Linked DNA regions of Homo sapiens: all the other regions are linked to region 3. Evidence: chromatin loops called from intact Hi-C (ENCODE). Cell type or tissue: Calu3. All regions are shown on one strand.

Evidence for each region. Hi-C counts contacts between places; a loop is a spot of excess contacts. Peaks named below come from ENCODE experiments on the same cell type or tissue, not always from the same donor. Only the 100,000 strongest peaks of a DNase experiment are listed, where the experiment ranks them.
Region 1: a loop joins it to region 3, with 5 times the contacts of the local background. A loop is called at or near these places in 9 of 110 quality-filtered maps.
Region 2: a loop joins it to region 3, with 3 times the contacts of the local background. A loop is called at or near these places in 2 of 110 quality-filtered maps.
Region 4: it touches region 3 in a loop (3-fold over the local background); 5 of 110 quality-filtered maps call a loop at or near these places.

The regions. Positions count from the first base shown.
Region 1 is chr1:223,172,685-223,177,684 of GRCh38, reverse strand. No RefSeq gene overlaps it. Among named protein-coding and RNA genes, the nearest start is that of TLR5, 32 kb to the right of the region's middle. In Calu3, a CTCF peak has its summit at 2,519; a DNase peak (open chromatin) is centred at 2,454.
Region 2 is chr1:223,681,705-223,686,704 of GRCh38, reverse strand. The region is part of intron 2 of LOC105373281 (a long non-coding RNA gene); the gene reads left to right. Among named protein-coding and RNA genes, the nearest start is that of CAPN8, 19 kb to the right of the region's middle. In Calu3, CTCF peaks have their summits at 2,110 and 2,313; a DNase peak (open chromatin) is centred at 2,324.
Region 3 is chr1:223,242,383-223,247,382 of GRCh38, reverse strand. The region is part of intron 5 of SUSD4 (sushi domain containing 4); the gene reads left to right. Among named protein-coding and RNA genes, the nearest start is that of TLR5, 100 kb to the right of the region's middle. RefSeq lists enhancers at 2,573-2,692, 4,063-4,563. In Calu3, no CTCF peak of the experiment used is centred here; a DNase peak (open chromatin) is centred at 2,442.
Region 4 is chr1:222,789,917-222,794,916 of GRCh38, reverse strand. No RefSeq gene overlaps it. Among named protein-coding and RNA genes, the nearest start is that of DISP1, 23 kb to the left of the region's middle. In Calu3, CTCF peaks have their summits at 1,784 and 1,984 (motif pointing left); no DNase peak of the experiment used is centred here.

The sequences.
Region 1 (5,000 bases), 70 kb after region 3:
CCTTCACATATAAAAGATTTAGAATGTTGTGGGGCCACCAGGACCCAGAGTGAGAGCACCACAAGGACACCTGTACTAAAACTCACCCCTAAATATCCTGAGCCTGGCCTTTGGACCCTGAGGGGCTACACAGTGGAGGCAGGTGTGGGCAGGGGAGCTGGGATAAAAAGCAGACAGATTGGGCTCTGAAATCTGTCTCACTCTTGTGACCACAGGCAAGTAGCCCCCCTCTCTGAGCTTCTGTTTCCTCACCCATACAATAAAGATAATAATTTCCAGCTAAGAATATTTTAGTGAGGTTTAAAGACCATGCACCTAAACATATAACACCACCAGAATGCATGCTCAGAACTTTTAAAATTATTTATATGGTGACATCAACTTGCCTACTTTGTGATAAGCATCACCTGCAGTGGGTGCCAGACGTGCAGGGAGATGAGCAAAAACAAGGACACAGCCTCTTTCCCTTAAGTAGCACATAGCCATTCCCAAGATCTTTTCAAATACATGATCTTATCCCCAAAGGCACCAAGCCGCTCTAAGTCTGAGCAAGTTTGTCAGCCCCTCCAAGGAGTGGGCAAAGGGGTTGTCCTAGTTCTTTTGAGATGCTGTCACTAACTACCATAAACTGGATGCCTCGTAAACAACAGACACTTACTGCTCACAGTTCTGGAAGCGGGGAAGTCCAAGATCAAGGTGCCAACAGGTTTGGTATCTAGTGAGGGTCCACCTCCTGATTCATCGATGGTGTTTTCTCACTCTGTCCTCCCATGGAGGAAGCAGGGAGGCTGTTTTCTGGGGCCTCTTTTATAAAGGCATGAATCCCATTCATGAGGGCTCCACCCTTATAGCCTAATCACTTCCCAAAGGCCCTACCTCCTAACACCATCACCCTGGGGATTAGGTGTCAACATATTAATTTGGAGAAGAACACAGGTATTTGGCCTATAGCAGGGGTCAGAGGTCAGAGATGATGAGCTATGCCTGAAGCCACGTAACCTGAAAGACAGAGCCAGTCCCCACACCTGCTCTCCCACTCCCATCCCATGCTCTCTGCCACACCCATGGCCATGCCTCTGCAGAACTGGGAGTGTCCTGGTCTTCTGGAGGGGTGGCCATATTAGGACGGAATATGTTTAGTCACCTATGACTAGCATTGTTTAAAAAAGAAATAGAATAGAACATAATAGAATAGAACGCAGCAGAATGAAATAGAACATTTCAGATGCACTGCCCATAAGAAAAGGAAATATTGTTTCATGAAATTTGTTTCACATGTATGTATGTGTTTATGTGCATGTGTACTGCGTATTGATATAAAATGTACTTTTTGATTGGGTCACTGTCTAGAAAAGTTTGAAAAACACTTTATTGTTTTATTGTTTATTCCTATATCCAGAGCTAATATCCTTTTTTCTAACCATCCCAATTATTCTCCATTAGAGAAAAGCATATTTTGTCTCAAATTTTTTTCAGCCTGTTACAATGATATAAAACAAATTCATCCAAACCTATTTTTGTCACAGGGAAACCCCCTTCCAGCTCTGAAAACTCTGGGGCTTCCACATGTCCTACAGGGTAAATCCAAATTTCCACTAGCTTCCAATGTTCCACATTTCCAGCCATACCTTCCGTAACTCCTCAATGCTCATGCTCCTGCCAGGCTTGTCTTCCCAAGGTAACTTCTGTCTGCCTAAGAAGAAGGCGCCCCCTTCAACTCCCCATCTCTATCTCTCAGGCCCTGAGCAAGTTTAACTTGCCTCTGACACTCTTCTGCTTTGCAGGCCATGGTGATTCCAATTTCCTGTGAAAACAGCATTTCTTGTGCAATAAGTGCATGGGGTCCCTTGTCACATGTTGCTGAGTTCCTGCATTAAAAATCACACTCCCTCAGCACAATGCTTTTTGAGATTCGTCTCTGTCTCATACGCATCAGTAGCCTGTTCCTCTTTTCTCAATCTCTAAGTAATACTACATTGTATTCCATGGATAAACAAAAATTTTCTCAGCCATTTGCAATGAGCTTGCCAAACTGCTAAGTCTGGGTGAACAGTCCCCATAAGACTGCCCTCTCCTCAGATGCCAAGTGTGGGGGTCCCCAGGGTTACCCTCACTTCAGATCAGCTGGCTACAAATTCAGAGGTCTCCACAACCACTCTCAGGCTTGACAATTTGCTAGAACAAGTAACAGAACTTGGGAAAGCCCTATACTTAAAATTACAGTTTTATGACAGTGAAAGAATACAAATTAGAAATAGCCAAAGCTTCTACTGCATAGGGCAGAATCTGGGAGAGTTTCAAATATGAAGCTTCCACGCCCCCAAGAACATGTTGCCTTCCCATCATCGATATGTGGCAATGTGCACAGAGTACTGTGGATCTTGGAAGTTCAACCGAGATTTGGTGTCCAGAGCTTTTAATGGGGCTCAATCACACACTGCCCAAGCACCTGGCCTTTAGTCTCCAGCTCCTCCCAGAGGCCAGAGCAAATACTGTGTGTTCCAAAGGCCCATCATAAATCACATCATTAGGCTGTTGCTGGCCAAAGCCCCCAGGCAAACGATGACACTCCTATTGCAGGAGACTTCAGGGGTCTAGAGATCACCTGCCAGTGGCCCAAGACAAAGACCAGACCTCTGTTTGGTTAATTCTGCACTACGCGCCATTCACCTGCCGATGGACATTTGGAGTGTTGCCAGGTTTTGGCTATCAGGAATAAAGCTGATGTTGGTAAATGCAACAACCTAGGTGAATCTCAAAACTATTAGACCAAGTGAAAGAAGTACATACTTATGATCCTATTTATAGAAACTATAGAAAAGTCAAATCTAACCTATGGCGATGGTAGAAGCAACTACAGCTACATAATTTGTAGGGCCCAGTACATTTTATTGTGTGTACCCCTCAATAACTCAATGAAGTAGATTTTTTATTTAAAAAATACCATTTACTGAGCTCTTGCTATAAAACCCCCGTTTGTCAAGGACCCCAAATTTGTAGCCAGCTGATCTGAAGCACTTTACTAAGCACTTTACAATATTAATATATTTGTGCTCAACTGATACTTACAGATGAAGAAATTTAGGCTGAAAGAAGTAACCTGCCCAAGGTTTCATCTGGCAAGGGACAGTATCTGGATTTGAACCCAGGACTGTTAGGCATTGAGAGCAGTGTGCCTAACCACCAAATACCAGTACTCCTGTCCTCTGTTTAACTCCTCCCTAGGTCATGGTCTGGCTTTTCATATATATTTTTCTGGTCTTCCCATCCACTGTAAGTTCCCAATAACAGAGACGTCATCAACAGTTGGGTACGCTGTGGAATACACACAGGAATTTCTTGTCAGACAGTTTTTTCATATGCATATATCTTCATACACAGGGATATAGGTTTTGTTTTTTTAATAAAATTGAGATCTCATTATGTAAACTGTAACATGATTTTTTTTTCATATAATGGTTCATGAGTTCATTTTTCCTCAAATCTTGGTGTTCACTGCATTACTCCTTGGTTGATTTTTCAAAGCAAGAAGGAAGATAAAGTTTTTAGGTTTTTAAAAGTGTCTGTGACATGCTGCTTTGCTATAGATGATAATCCTGCAGTCATACCTGCACAAGATCCTCTTATTACAATTGAGGGTGGTTGTTTCCTGTATATATTGACACTAAAGAAGATCAATAACTTACAGGAAAAAAGTCCTTCTGTCAAGAACATTTGATTCTGTTTTTAGAACAGTTACATTTCTTTAAGGACAGCTCTAAAGTGTAAAACATAAAATGTTTGCAAATATGTATATTATATATACCTTAAATGTGCATCAAGAACATTATATTTAATGACTGCATGTATTCCAAGAAGTAAATGTATCATAATTTATTTAGCCAATTCCCCATTGTTAGATAACTCGCCTTTCCCCATTTCTTTGAAATTATAAACAATGCTGCAATATTGAGACATGTTCGTGAAGTATGAATTTTACTTAAAAGTTTCTGGGGTAAAGAGTTAAGTACTTTAAACGATACGTAATTTTTTTTTAAGTTTTGTTTTTCTTTTATTATTATACTTTAAGTTTTAGGGTACATGTGCACATTGTACAGGTTAGTTACATATGTATACATGTGCCATGCTGGTGCGCTGCACCCACTAACTTGTCATCTAGCATTACGTATATCTCCCAGTGCTATCCCTCCCCACTCCCCCCACCCCACAACGGTCCCCAGAGTGTGATGTTCCCCTTCCTGTGTCCATGTGATCTCATTGTTCAATTCCCACCTATGAGTGAGAATATGAGGTGTTTTGTTTTTTGTTCTTGCGATAGTTTACTGAGAATGATGATTTCCAATTTCATCCATGTCCCTACAAAGGACATGAACTCATCATTTTTTATGGCTGCATAGTATTCCATGGTGTATATGCGCCACATTTTCTTAATCCAGTCTATCATTGTTGGACATTTGGGTTGGTTCCAAGTCTTTGCTATTGTGAATAATGCCGCAATAAACATACGTGTGCATGTGTCTTTATAGCAGCATGATTTATAGTCCTTTGGGTACATACCCAGTAATGGGATGGCTGGGTCAAATGGTATTTCTAGTTCTAGATCCCTGAGGAATCACCACACTGACTTCCACAATGGTTGAACTAGTTTACAGTCCCACCAACAGTGTAAAAGTGTTCCTATTTCTCCACATCCTCTCCAGCACCTGTTGTTTCCTGACTTTTTAATGATTGCCATTCTAACTGGTGTGAGATGATATCTCATTGTGGTTTTGATTTGCATTTCTCTGACGGCAAGTGATGATGAGCATTTTTTCATGTGTTTTTTGGCTGCATAAATGTCTTCTTTTGAGAAGTGTCTGTTCATGTCCTTTGCCCACTTTTTGATGGGGTTGTTTGTTTTTTTCTTGTAAATTTGTTTGAGTTCATTGTAGATTCTGGATATTAGCCCTTTGTCAGATGAGTAGGTTGCGAAAATTTTCTCCCATTTTGTAGGTTGCCTG
Region 2 (5,000 bases), 440 kb before region 3:
TTTTTGTACAAGGAAAAAAACCAACTCAAATTAAGCCAAAAACAAAAGTAAATGCATGATAGGTCTTGGTCCTGCTGCTTGATGACTTAAATCTAAGGTTATGGCAAAACATCTGAAGCTCATTGCCAGGCTGTGATGGTGCAGGACCCTAAACAGAATGCTCACAATGGAGGGGCTCATGACATTAAGCCACAGAGGCACTATGAGAAGCTTGCCACAGGTGACAGCGACAGAGCTGTGAAACTTGCCTGTGGATCTATAATTTGGAAGTGGCCCACAAGATGAACTCCATGGGAAAGAGTTGGGCAGATAGATACATGGCAGGGCTGCTGAGTCCTGTGTGCAGGACACCCAACACGAAAACCTCATCCATTTTGTGCTGTCGCCTCTTTTCTTCCTCCAAAAACCCATATGATGTATATTTCTCTTACCTTTTTTCCCTGCAGTAAACCTAATCCTATAGATGCAAGAAGGCCTGCATATACAGAAGCAATCCCTGCAGTCAGCAATGGAGCCTCTCTTCTCTTAAGTGACAGAGAAACTGAGTCACAAAGTAGTCTAGGAGTAGAATGATGGTTGCTAGAGGATACAAGGAGTGGGAAATGTGGAGTTGGTGCTCAATGGAGATAAAGCTGCAGTCTTGGAAGATGAAAAGATGAAACCTGCGGTTTTGGAGATGGATGGTGTGATGGTTGCATAACAATGCGAATGTACTTAGTGCCACTGCACTGTACACTTAAATGCTAAACCTAGTACATTTTATGTTATATATATTTTATCACGGTAAAAAAAAGTCCAAAGTAAATGCATGCTAAAGATTCTGGAATGTCATTGTAAAACCAAGGTAGAATACGCATGCCTCAGGAATAACCTAAACAGAGACTCAGATAACATTGGGATCCCCTTTTCAAGGTGGGAGGAAAAGTGCCCAAACTTTATTTTTCACAGCTTCAACCATCAGATTCAAGTCCAAAAATCTAGGGAAAAAACTCATTGACCCATGTTGGGTCAGGTACAGTCTCCCATATCAATCAACTATGCACAAAATGTGCCCATGCCACCAGGACTGTGGGGTGTGTGGTGGCCAATTTTGGTAAATACTCCATGTGCATTTGAAAAGAACACGGACTTTGCTGCTGTTTGGTGCAGTATTCTACATATGCTAAGGAGGCTAAGTTTGTTAATTGTGTTATTCAAATCTTCTATATCCTTATTGGTATTTTTGTCTGCTTGTTCTATCCGTTACTAAGAGTATTGTATTAATATCTCATATTAAGATTGCATATTTTCCTTTTTGTCTTGCCAATTTTTATTGTACATATTTCGTGGCTATGTTGTTATAAGTATACAGTTTTACTACATCTTCCCAGTGAATTGATCTTTCATGATTATGAAATGTTTCTCTTTATCGCTAATAATGCTTCTTGCCTCAGGGTGTTCTTTTTCTGATATTATATAGCTATATCATCTTTCTTTTGGTGTTTGCATGCATTTCTTTCTGTACTTTTATTTTTAACTTTTCTATATCTTTATAGTTAAGCTATGTCCCTTTGTTGCTTTTAACTAGGCTGAGAATTTTTTTAATGCAATCATTTAGATTTAATGGAATTACTAATATGTTTGCATCTAAACCTACTTTCTTCTTTTTGCTTTTTGTTTGTCCCATCAAGTCTATGTTTTCCTTCCTCTCCTTTTTTTTTTTCCTTTCTTTTGGATTAACTATTTTTTATTATTTCATTTCACCATTAGACTGGTTTTTACTATCCTTTTGGTGGTTATCCAAAATGTCAATAATGCAGAGGCTAAGAAACCCTGACTAACCTCTTATTTTCTCTAAACTGGCAGTAAAATCTAGAGGTTTGATTGGATTCAGTTTATTTTTTGGGGGGTGGACAGAGGTCTTCACAGATGAACCTATATTGTACACCGTATTATATGAGAAGGCAATAATGTCCCATGCATAGATGCACAGATTGATAAGTGGGCTTAGGTGTTTCAGTCAGATCCATCTATTATAAAGTTCTCCATTCGCCTTTCATCTAATTGTGTTAGCATCCATTGGTGATGGCTACCTAGACTCATTATGTCATTAAGGGTTGCCAGACGGTGACTCCTCTATCACTTGTTCTCCTATTTGCTGCAATTCTTAAGAAGAGCATTGCCTTGCCAACTACTTACAGTCCACACAGGAAAGGTAGGATAAATGCATGATTGATGAAGCAGGAAAAGAGTGTTACTATGCAATATTACACCAAGCACTTGGTTTTAAATTAATCTGAGGCCTGTTGGAGGAAACAGACATCTAGGGGGCAGCAGAGACCACCAGTTGCTGGAGCCATCACTGATACCTTTAACATGAGTTACCTCTGACTGCTGTCGCTGCGCAGTTTAATTTCAGCTGGCTAGAATCCCAGCTGCTCTGAGAGGCCATATTCCCTTGCTGGCTGCAGTGAGGAGCTGGGTTTGTCTCTGGTGCCTCCTGGTCCTTGTTACCTGCTGCTGGAAGGTGAGAGAGTATCTCACCTGGGACTAGCAGAGGAACCCAGCAGTCCTGTGTTGGGGCTAAGGGGGAGATGTGGAGGGGAGAGTGGACTCTGTGACAAGAATGCAGACTCCATCAGTTCAACTCCCTGGGTGCATTCTACATAAAGTGATCGTTTGTCACTTTAAACAGTGTCAATATGGTATCTTGGATAAATGTGTGGGCTTTTAGCTAACACACTTGGGTTCCAATCCTACTCCTGCTACTGAGGAACTGTGGATGAAGCTCAGCTTTCTCACCTGTAGAATGTGGCTGGTGATAGTTGCTATTGCACGGCATTGTTGCAGAAGCAGGAGATGGTGTGTGTAAAGGGGTCAGCCGGGGACCTGATGAGCAGGCGTGTGTGTGCACCTGTGTGCTGTCGGAGCAGGGAGCCCCTCACTATTCCCTGGTGAGGCTCGGCCCAGCTCCCAGGCTGATAGCTGTGTTCAATGCCCAGCAGCCTTTCGCCTCCAGAGAAGTGTAGCTAGACAGGGTGCACAGGAGGGCTGGGCTCCAGGCTCCCATGCCCTCTGTGTCAGATGAGCACAGGAAGACCCAGGGTTAAAGTGACTTCTCCAGGTCACTCAAGAATGTGGCAGAGCAGAGGCTGGAATCTAGATTTGCAGACTCTCAGTCTTGAGCTTGTATTGGCTGCATCTAAGTTACTATTTTCTCTGGATACTCTTACTGCTTCTCGAAATCCTTAGGTTGTCTTGGTTTAAGTTGTAGTCGCAAACATTTTCAGAGACTCACACGTGAAATGAGCCCTCAGTATACATGTGTACTTTAATTCATACAATTATACTCATCACGGGCTTAACTATACTCTGTCTCTTACCAGTCCAAGAGTGTGAAATACAAAGTTTGAATATGACTTATATATTTAGCTAATTATTAATTCATCAAGCATGTATTGAACTCATATTATGTGCCAGGTTCTAAGTCACAGAAAGAAATTTGAGATAGGCTGGGTGCAGTGGCTCATGCCTATAATCCTAGCACTTTGGGAGGCACAAGCGGGTGGATGACCTGAGGTCAGGAGTTTGAGACGAGACTTGCCCACATGGTGAAAACCCATTTCTACTAAAAATACGAAAATTAGCTGAGTGTGGTGGTGTGCACCTGTAATCCCTACCTAGGAGGCTGAGGTAGGAGAATCGCTCAAACCCGGGAGGTGGAGGTTGCAGTGAGCCGAGATTGTGCCATGCCACTGCACTCCAACTTGGGAGATGGAGCGAGACTGCATCTCAAAAAAAAAAAAAAAAAAAAAAAGAAATTTGAGATAAAGGGAATAGAGACATAAGGATGAAAAATACAGTCCCTGCATGCAAGGAATTTCAACTTTAATGGGAGTAGTGGGGAAGATATGGAACGGAGAAGCCAACCTTACAATTCAGTGAGATGCATGGGCTAGCCTTTACCTTGAGAGACATTCTGGAGGAGTGATATTTGAACTTAATCTAGAAAGGTGAGTCATGCCTAAGCAGGGAGAGACCAGAGTGACTGTCCTTGCAGCCAGAAAGAGCATAGAGGTGTGAAAAGGCATTGTGAGTTTGGGGGGTGTTTCCAATGTTAGTTCTGCATGGAGGAGATATGGGCAGACAGGGTTGTGACGGTGACAGGGCTGGGACACCCAGACGCTGAGGGTCACAGTGCTGTACCAAGGAGTTGGGCTATCATCTTTAAGGCAAGGTGAGGAGCATTGAAGTACCTTAAGTGACAGGATCAGACTGTGGAGATTGGAGGGATTTGAGAGATTTGGAAGGCTATTGTTGTGCTGCAGGCTAGAAGGAATAAAGAATTGTACTTAAGTCATGGCTGTGGGGATGGAGAGGAAAGAAATGACTCAAGGGATGGTTACAAGAAAGACTGGACAGGACATGTGTTTAAACAGTGACCATGGGAAGGATCTGCAGCAGTGTTTTGGGACGAACCTTGAGAAATTGCTACCATCTGCCCAAGTTCCCACCTGGCTATTACAGGTTCAGCTTGAGGCATTTCTCTAAAATTCCTTGTAAATTGAAAGTCTAACAAGAACCTATACTAACAAGGACCTGTTAATGTTTTATCCTCCTTTGCCTTTCCTTTGAAAACCCAGTGGAGAACTCAGTGTTCTCTTTGGACTAGTGACTGGGGAGCTGGGGACGGGAGATGAGGCTCTTTCCAAGTGCAGCCTAGACCCTAACTGCAAGGGAGAGTGACTGAGGGGCTGTGGATACCACCTTCCCAGCTGATTTCACTGCCAGGCCTGCTGTGGGAACAGGCTTGTTAGATTTGAGGCTCCCTGGGCAGGATTCTTAACTCGTAAATATCTCCCTCTCTACCTGCTGTGGGGATTTCTTTTTTTACTGTCCATGTTCAAAATTGGATTAATTGTAATCCTTGATTCATAATACTCTCATTATTATTAGTCAACACATGGCTTTCTTTACTTTACTTTTCTTTTCTTTTCTTTTTTTTTTTTTTGAGACAGAGT
Region 3 (5,000 bases):
GTGGGCTTCTGAGGTCCCCTAGGAGATCATTTCCATTCTAGGCAGCCAGAGAAGCATGGGAAGGCTTCATGGATCAAGCGTGAAAGTAGTAGTTATCATTTCTCTTCATATTCCATTGGCTAGAACTTAGAGAAACAAGGGACAGTGGGCAATGTGGACCAGCTGGGTGCTCGTGGAACATGGGTTATGGTGAGCAACCAGCAGCCTCTCCCACGAGCTGTGTGGGGTAGATGTGAATGCACAGACTAAAGGAGCAAGTCTTTCCTACATGAAGAACACCCGGGGGGCTGTATGGACCTTTGGAACTAGTAAGAATGAAAATACTCAGTCAAAGCACCTGGGCTCAGTGGCTCAGAAGGATTTAGTAGGTTAAAATATTCTATAATACTACATTAGTATTCATTCATTGTACATTCTAAATATTCATTTAGTAAGTTAAAATATTCTACATTCTTCTGCTTCCCCTGCCCCATGCCCTGGAGTTATTTGTATGGATAGTTGCAAGGCACACACTGGTTTTAAGCCTCATTTTATTATTTTGCATGTAATGAAACATATAAATTGGTTAAGGACTGTGATAAGTGATACATAGTTCTCATCTCAGCCCCCCTCCCACCTCTGAGTGGTGGCCTTGCCTCACACTTCATTCGGAAAAGGGGAGCCTTCAGAGGGCAGCTTACTCACATCTCCACCACCCTGGCCACCGATCTGCTGAGGCCTGTGTCCAGCACTCATGCTTCCCTCCAGCCCCTCCTACGCCTGTCAGAGGCCAGCCCCTCCTTCCACTCATGTGGAAGATCACATCTTTCTCCTCCTGAATGACTGCCCTCCTGCCTGGATTACCAACCTTGTACCCTGTGTTGAACCACTCCTGCCAACGTCTTAACAAGATCAAGAGCTCTGGGGTGGGGGCGGGGCTCTCCCTGGACCCTCCGGCCTCTGCTTTACTGCTTCCCTGCAGCAAACTTCTCTAAAGAGTCACCTGAGGTTTCCATCCCCTTTTACTCCCCAACTCACTGCAGAATGGCTTCCCCTCTGCCACTGTATCAAAGCTGCTTTTCTTAGGGTCTCTACTGACTCCCATTTGGCCAAATCCAATGGCCACTCTTCTTTTTCCATCCTTCTCAGCTTGTGAGGAGCTGCTCCCTCTTCCTTGGGACAGTCTCCCCTCGCGGCTTCCATGATGCGCCCTAGTCTCCTCTGCCATCTTTTTCGTCCCTGTAGGGTGTCTCAGCATTTGGACTGGGTCCCGTTCCCTTTTCTGTCTGCCCTCTCCCCTTATGTGAGTGCGTGCAGTCCCGTGGCTGTAAAGATTATTTCTATGCTCATGATTCCTGAGTTCTGCATTTATCCCAGACTCTTTCTCTGGCTGCCTAACTGACCTGGATGACTTTCCCACTGGAAGCTCAAACCCGACCAGTGCAAAACCAAGCTCTGTACCACTCCCTTGCCATGAAACAAATAAACCCAACAAAAACCTAGCATAGTCAGTAGTACCACAATCGAGCCAGGTCAGAAATCTGGGAGTTATCCTTCTTTTTCTCCTAGCCGCCTAATCACCAAGCCCTATTTAGAAACAGAGGAATAACATTCAAGTCACTCTTCTTCCCACCACATTGGCTGCCACTGTCCTGGTCCAGGCCGCCATCATCTCTCCAGGCATGGTAGCCACTTCCTGGCAGTCCTGCCATGTCTATCCCTGCTCTCTAACAGCCTGTTCTCCACCCAGCTAGCTTTTAAGAAATATGCCAGTTCCCACTCTTTGCAGTGTCCCTTCACACTATGATAAAATCCCAACTACTTGCCGTGGTTCCATGCAGCTGCACACACAGTGTCCCGCCTGCCTCCCATCCCTCGTGCTGTGTAGCCCTCTGTCTCCTGCACACTCAGCCACCATCGGCCTCTCTTCACTGCCTCCAGCCCACCTTCACATGTGCCATCCTCTCTGCCAGGCACATCCTCCTCCAGCACTTCCTGGACCGAGTCCTTCCTAGTTTTTATGCATCGTGCATTCCTGTATGCATTTATGATCGGATTAGGGCCTCTCATCTCTCTGTAGTGAAGGGACCAGTGATTTGGTTACTGTTTTCTAATACGTTGCAGACCAATAATACACAATAAAAACAGATACTAGATAAAATAAAAAGACAAACACATAATACAAGTCCCATTTTTAACTATCAGATTCAACTGTAGTCAAATTGCATTATTTAAATGCAATTTAGATATTGAAAGTATCTATCAAAATAGAAATTGAAAACACATGGATGTTGTGACAAGGTCAGATTGATTTCTCTATTTATTTGTCATGGATTTGTAGCCAACAGTTGGTGCACCAGTAGGGTGCACCAGTGGTCTATGGACCCCACTGTGAATAGGGCTGTTCTAGATTTCAGTTTAAAAGTCATCTATTTAGGGGACTTTCCTGGACAGCTCATCTAAAGCAGATTCTTGCACACACACCCAGTGCTGTTAGTCTCTCTTCTGTACCTCCTATTGGTCTCCAGTGTGGCACAGAGAATTTGTGATTAGATGTAACGTGAGCAGTTTCTTATCTTGAAATCAGTCTGTTGCTTAGCTGATGAGTAATTTCTTCCACCTCTCTGACCACCCATATTCCCTGCTGAAGGTACTTTGGGCACCTGCCTATGATTGCGGGGACAGAGCAGCTCCCTACCACCCTGTATCAGAAAACAACACCTGAGCCTACACCAAGACTCAAGCAGATTTTAGTCACCAGTTCTCAGTGGTAGAATCCAATCTGTAGCATCAGGGTGGGGTTGGAGACTCAGCAGGGTCCCTGCATTATCTACACTGAGGGACCAAGACCATGAGACATCCCCACGTGACCTGCCCTCTCTTGATAGAGACTGTTCCATCCACAGACTCTCCTTCTTCCTGTTTATTTTGTCTTTTCCATTGCTCCCCAGCTGCACTGGCCCCTTGAAGTCTCACCTCTCACCTTTCCTAGACCCGGGCCCTTTTCCTGGCCTCCTCTTGTGTCTGGAGACTCCTCAGTTTCTCCCACATAGGGTGCACATGGCAGCTGTTCTCTCTGGCCCATCTCCATTGCAGAGGAAGCAAGGTGGGCTGGCCTTTAGTTTTTTAAACCTTCTGACTCCTGGTTGTCTAATCCCCTGCTAGTACCAGCATATGCTTTGGATCTTACTGTGCATAAAAGAACATCTACCTCCTTTTGGTCCAGGTGCCTTCCAAACCCCGGTGGGAGATGTGGTGCCCGAGAGCTCCATCCCAACTCCTGTGTGTGTGAGATTGTGCTATTAATGTTTTTCTCAGCAGCTAGAGGAGAAGGCCTATCCAGCCACATAAATATCTATGCGTTTACTTATTTATCATCTGAGGATGGGACCAAGGTAGTATCAGTGGTTGTCCAAAAAATATTTGTTAAATAAGTGAATTTTAAAATGAGTGAAAGAACATAATTACTATACTTAGGTAACAGAATAAAGAGGCTCTTATTTCAGAAAGTCCAAAATGCAGATTGTCCAAACATAATAGTCTCCCTTATCTATGCTGGAGGAGGTGCCATAGTGCTGATAACGCAAAGCAGGAAGAGACGATGGAGGAATTCTTTCTTTCTTTCCACTTAGTGCATCAGGCTTGCTTTCTAGCTTCATTGTGCTTTGGGCAATAGGATTAGTTGCCCTTCCCTGAGCTCAGACAGTGCCGATGGGGGCCTGGATGTACCTAAAGACAGGCGGGAAGTGGTTTGAGATTTATTTGCCTGTAAGCAAATGAAAATGCTCCAGCCACATGCTGGTAGTGGAGACAGCATGGGCTTCTGCGGCTGACACCCCCAAATCACAAGGTGGCCTTTGCTGCCTGGCCCTGGGGGCCCTCTGAGCCACCCACCCTCAGTGCTGTGAACAGCATTCACCAAAAGGGGCAGGGAGTCACCTGCAGAAAAAAATCAGAGCTGGACAGATGGAAGGGTGACTTCAGTGGGAGAAGGTGGCTCTGAGTCCCCTGCCAGTGCGCAGGGAGGCTGGGTGACTGTGTCCCCAGGAAGCCCCATCTCTCCAAAGGATGGTGTAGTTCATCTCCCAGAAGAAGACAGCCAGGGTCATCCAGGGCAAGGCGGGCAGCCCAGCCCTGCTTCCTTAAACCCGTGGGGCAGATGTGCATCGCAGGCCTCCCTGGAGCGAGGCAGCTTCTGTCTCCCTGAGAAGGTCCTGTGGTGTCTCCATGTGGGAATGGCCACAGAGCTGGCTGATGTGCTCCAGGGAGGAGCCTGGAGCCTGGAGCCACAGGGCTCCCTGTGGCCACTGTCACCCGGCTGCCCATCATGGGGAGCATCTGGCCAGGGGGACACTTTTCCAGCTCACACGCTTAATTGGACCACACCATGGGATGAGGAGAGGATCTGCCTTCAGTCGCATCTCTAATGAGACAGAGAAGCAGCAGGGTAGACACTTTTGCCTAACCTACAAGTGGGACGTGAGGAATTTGGGGACTCAGACAACTGGCAGATGCTTTCTTTTCCCCACACTCTCCAGCGACTTCACCCTGTGGCAGGGCCAGAGTCATGGATCCCCATCCCAGAAAACAAACCAATATTGGTACCTGATGTGAGCCTCCCTTAGCAAGCCACTGGCCCAGGCCCTTAGCTCATACAGCCCTCACAACAGCTCTAGTGAGCGGGTATTATTTTCTTCATCGGACAGATGGGGAAACTGAGTGAGGGGAGTAACTAACATGCCTGTGGTTATTCAGCCAACGAGTAGCAGAGCTGGGCTTCAAACCCTGACTCATCTGCCTCCCAGTCACTATCAGGCATCCTGCCACGTGGACAGGGATGGGCCTGGGCCAGGGATGAAAGTGAGGGACAAGTAGAAATTCCAAGGGGTGATTCCAGGGACATTGGGAGCATGGCAAGGGTGGGGCAGTGGAGGAGTTGGGGTTGTTCCAATGGCTTGGAGATGCTGCTCTTATTTCTTGGACAGGCAGAGGTGTTGTTAAACCCCCACAGCATGCCAGAC
Region 4 (5,000 bases), 450 kb after region 3:
ATGTCTGGGTCCGCAGCTGTGGCTTGGGCGGCTGCAGTGGCATCCAAGGAGCTCCTGCCCCAACTCAGAATGGGTGGGGCTCCCACTTCTCCCCAGTTCCTGCTGGCTTCATGGAGTGTGCAGCCCTGGCTGCGCCTCCCTGCTGCAGCTGGCATGATGGCAGCGGTTGCTACAAATGGCCTGCCACTGCCATCAACTGGAAGTCCAAGATCAAAGTGTTGGCAGGTTTGGTTTCTCCTGAGGTCTCTTTCCAGACTTGCAGATGGCTGTCTTCTTTCTCTCTGTGTCCTTACGTCACCTCTCCTCTGTATGTGTGCATCCCTGGTGTATCTCTCTCCTTTTACAAGAGCACCAGTCCTACTGGATTGGTGTCCTACCCTCATGACCTCATTTAACCCCTTTACCTCTTTAAAGGCCCTATCTCCTAATACATTCTAAGGTACTGGCGGGTAGGGTATCAACATATGAATTGGGGATGGGCACAATTCAATCCATAACACTTATTTAGTAATCTTCTGCTTATCATGAGGGAAGGGATCTGGTCTTGTTCATATCTCTACTCCATGTGCCTTAGTCCAATGCATGGTACATAAACATTTCTTAACCCACTTTTTGTTGATTTAGAGGTAGAGTGAAGACTATGGAGGTTGAAGTCAGGTGATGGAGAGATTTAGATGCTAAGAATAGGAGTTTAAATGCTTAGAATAAAGAAAGGGGCTGGGGGTTGTATGGTGAGAAGTACTATTCAAGAGAATTACTCTGTCAGCAATGTAGAGGATTTGTTGGAGGTAAGAGGAAAAGGAAGCAGGAAATTCTATCACTGTGGCCCAGGCCAGGGGCACTGAAGACCTGTTCCAAAGCTTGGATGTGACAATTGATTAGGAATGGAAGCAAAGGAGAGGAAGCAGTTCAAAAAAAAAAAAAAAAAGTTTGGGTTTTTAAACTTTATTTATTTTTAATTGACAAAAATAATTATGTGCATTTATGAGGTACAACATGATGTTTTGATCCATGCACACATTGTAGAAAGGTTAAATCCAGCTAATTAACATATCTAACATATCTATCACTTCATCAATTTATCTTTTTTCTTGTGAGATGTTAAAAATCTATTATTTTAACAGTTTTGAAATACACAATACATTATTATAGATCATTGAAACGTATTCCTTCAGTCTAAACTGAAACCTTGAACCCTTTGATCAACATTCCTTCGCTTCTCCCACCCTTCTCCCCCTCACCAGCCGATGGTAACCACAACCATCTTTCTGCTCACTGTTTCTATGAAATTTACTTTTTTAGATTCCACATATAAGGGAGATCACCCAGTATTTGACTTTCTGTGCCTGGCTTATTTCACTTAGCATAACTGAGATTTTTGAGCTTGATGACTTAAGAGAACAAGTCATGTTTCCATTCAAGTCAAAAGGTGGTGCTCAGGATGAATATGATGAGTTTGAGAAGCAGTTCAGCTACATGGATGCTACCTGAGAGATTTTCAATGTGGGAAACGAAAAGACAAGTTTAGTTCCTATTGCAAAAAAAGTTGAAAATGTGGGTCGGTTGTCCAAGAAAGAGCCGTAAGAGTAAGCTGCATGGTGGTCAAAACTTTGGCTGTTTTATTCACTCTTGTATACTCAGCTCCTAGTCAATGTCTGGCACATATATAATGTTCAATAAATATTTGTTGAATAGATGAAATAGGGATTGAGGAGTGATCTGCATTGCAGGCACTGCAGTGAGAGAGATGGTTGTTAAAATCGAAGGCATGAAAGAGGAAAAAGAGGGGAAGCAAGGAATAAGGCCAATTACTCCTACTTGACTTCAAATTATTTCTCTGCAAATTATGTGAAACACAACAGATAATTCTTATCAAAATCAAATAGAGAAAAATCAATCTCAGTACCTCTGCAAAAAAATACAGGCATTTGGGGGTGGGCAGGGTGTTGATAATGTGTTATCAAATAGCAACACCTAGTGATCAGTTCCGAAAACAACATGGGGATTTTTCAATGAGTTTTTTAGTGAAGTTTTTCATAGAACTCAGACATGCAGAAAAGGAAACTTATCGAAATTGACCAGTTTTGCAGGTGGTAGTAACAATGATAACTAATATTTGTATGACACTTAATAACTTATAAAATGCTCTCTTATACTTTATCTCATTTGATAACAGATGAATATTGTGGTAGAATAAAGGTGAGGTTGATGTAGAGAAGATGGTTGGGGTCTGGGCTACTTGTTATGATTGAATCCAGCACAGTGGCAGGCAGCCAAAGAGGAAGGTTTGATTTCTGAACAGGTTTTACTCCAACAATTTACCATAGAGTGTACGCAGGTCCTCCATCTCTGCCTTTCATTGCAGAAATGGTGGGTTATAAGCAGTGGTAGGCAAGAAAAGGGGGATTTAAAGAAGCATCTCTAAGGAGAGCCATGCAGCTACACACACACACACACACACACACACACACACACACACACGAATACGAACACATACGCATATATATGTGCACACGCACGCACGCGCACACACACACACCCTTTCTCCCTCTACCCACAGGTGAAAACTTAATCCAATTTGTCAGACCCTCTTGTTGATTTCCATTTGAACCTCATCAACCTTTTTAAATTTTCCTACTCTCAGTCCCTGAATCCTGAACTGCAGAGGCTGACTGCTCTGGGACTTGAATGCCAGTTCCAACACTTCCTTACTGCCTGACCTTGAACAAATCACTTAATCTTCTGTGTCTCAGTTTCACCACCTATAAAATGGGAGTAATAACAGAACCTACCTCCTAGGTTTGTTACGAGGTTTAAATGTGTTTGTATCTCAAGCACTTAAAAATTCCTATCTTATAATAAATATTAGCAATTACTTTTCTATCATCATATTCTAACTATTTATTTACATTTGATGCCTTTTTCCCTAAACTTCAGTTTCCTTGAGTATAGAATACTTTTTCCTTTTTTTTTAGAGATGAGGTCTCCCTATGTTGGCCAGGCTGGCCTCTAACTCCTGAGCTCAAATGATCCTCCTGCCTTGGCCTCCCAAAGTGCTAGGATTACAGGCATGAGCCACCATGCCCAGCCTCTTGAGTATAGAATATCGTTCATCTCTGAAACCCTAACACTTAGGTATGGCACATAGTAGGACTAGGTAAGCAGTTAGCTTCAGAGATTTCAGAGGAATAGCAGGATGTCTGAAGAGTTTCCTGGAATATGGTGCTATTTAAAGCAGGTCATATTAGGGGACCCAGGCAGGCTGTCCAGTCTAGAATTCTTAGCTGTCCTTAACTTGTGAATGGGCAGTCTTGGGTAGGCTAAAAAGGCACAGCAACAGAAATTGGAAGGGGATCCACGTACAAGAACTAAGGATAACATGGGCAAGATGACTCAGGATTCAGGAACAGGACAGAAACTTTGATAACAGAATTGGAGCAAATCCAAGGCTGGACTCTCACTGCATCTTTCCTGGATAGATTTAATAGTCTCGTAAGTCTCCCTTTTTCAATTATTTCTCACACTGCCACCAGAGTCAGCATTCTAACACTCTGATTATGCCATTTCCTTGTTCATAAATTAAATGTTCAGTGGCCCACTGTGTCAGCCATTGTCTCATTTTCAAACTCCTCTTCTATACTCAGTTTGGTGCTGCTGGGATCAGGACTTTGCAAACCACTTTTCTGTTTGCCAGCTGGCTCCAAGCTAGACTCTGCCAAGAGAGGTTGGTAGAGGGAGACTGCGAGGCTGGAGAAGAAAGAAGGAATTTTTTTCTGCTTCCTGTCAGTCTCACCCTAGTAATTCTTCTTCACCAGGCAGCAGCAATTAGTTTAGTCCCAGTACCAGCACTTGGTTCCAGTTGGCAGTTTTTCCAACACTTATAGGGGTAGCCTGATCATCGTGCCTCCTTCAAGACACCAGTAGCAGCCAGTCCATCCCCACCATATCCAGAGGTCCAGGTCTCAGCCCCACAGGGCCTTTCCTCTGAGCTCAGAGACACTAACACTCCAAGGTCTGAGCTTTAGCTCTGCAAAGTTCTTCTTCCAAACTTATAAGTGTTTTCGCTTTGTTTAAATATTGGTAAACATGTAACATGAAACTTACCACCTTCACCATTTTTAGTGTGCAGTTCAGTGGTGTTAAGTACACCCACATTATTGTGCAGCCAATACCCAGAACTCATTTCATCTTGCAAAACTGAAACTCTATACCCATCAAGTAATGACTCCCCATTTCCTCTTCCCCCCCATATTAATCCATTTTTGCACTGCTGTAAAGAACTGCTTGAGACTGGGTAATTTATAAAGAAAAGAGGTTTAATTTACCTACAGTTCTGCATGGCGGAGGAGGCTTCAGGAAACTTACAATCGTGGTGGAGGAGGAAGGAGGCACGTCTTACATGGCAGCAGGCGAGAAAAGAGCAGGGGAAACTGCCACTTATAAAACCATCAGATCTTGTGATAACTCACTCACTATCACAAGAACAGCATGGGGGAGACTGCCTTCATAATCCAATCACCTCCCACCAGGTCCCTCCTCCACACGTGGGGATTACAGTTAGAAATGAGATTTGGGTGGGGACACAGAGCCAAACCATATCACTCCCACAGGCCCCTGGCAACCACCATTTCTGTTTTCTGTTTCTATGATTTTGACTACTCTAAGTACCTCACATAAGTTGAGTCATACAATATTTGTCTATTTGTCCCTGGCTTATTTCATTTAGCATAATATCCTCAAGCTTCATCCACCTTATAGCATGTGTCAGAATTTACTCTCTTTTTGGAGTTGAACAATATTTCATTGTAGGTAATTAAAACGTTTATCCATGCATTCATTGATGGACACTTGGGTTACTTCCATCTTTTGGCTCTTGCAAATAGTGCCTCTATGAACATGGGTGACATAGTTTGGCTCTGTGTCCCCACCCAAATCTCATGTTGAATTGAAATTTTCGCTTGTCAGGAGAGGGGCCTGGTGGGAGGTGATTGGATCATGGG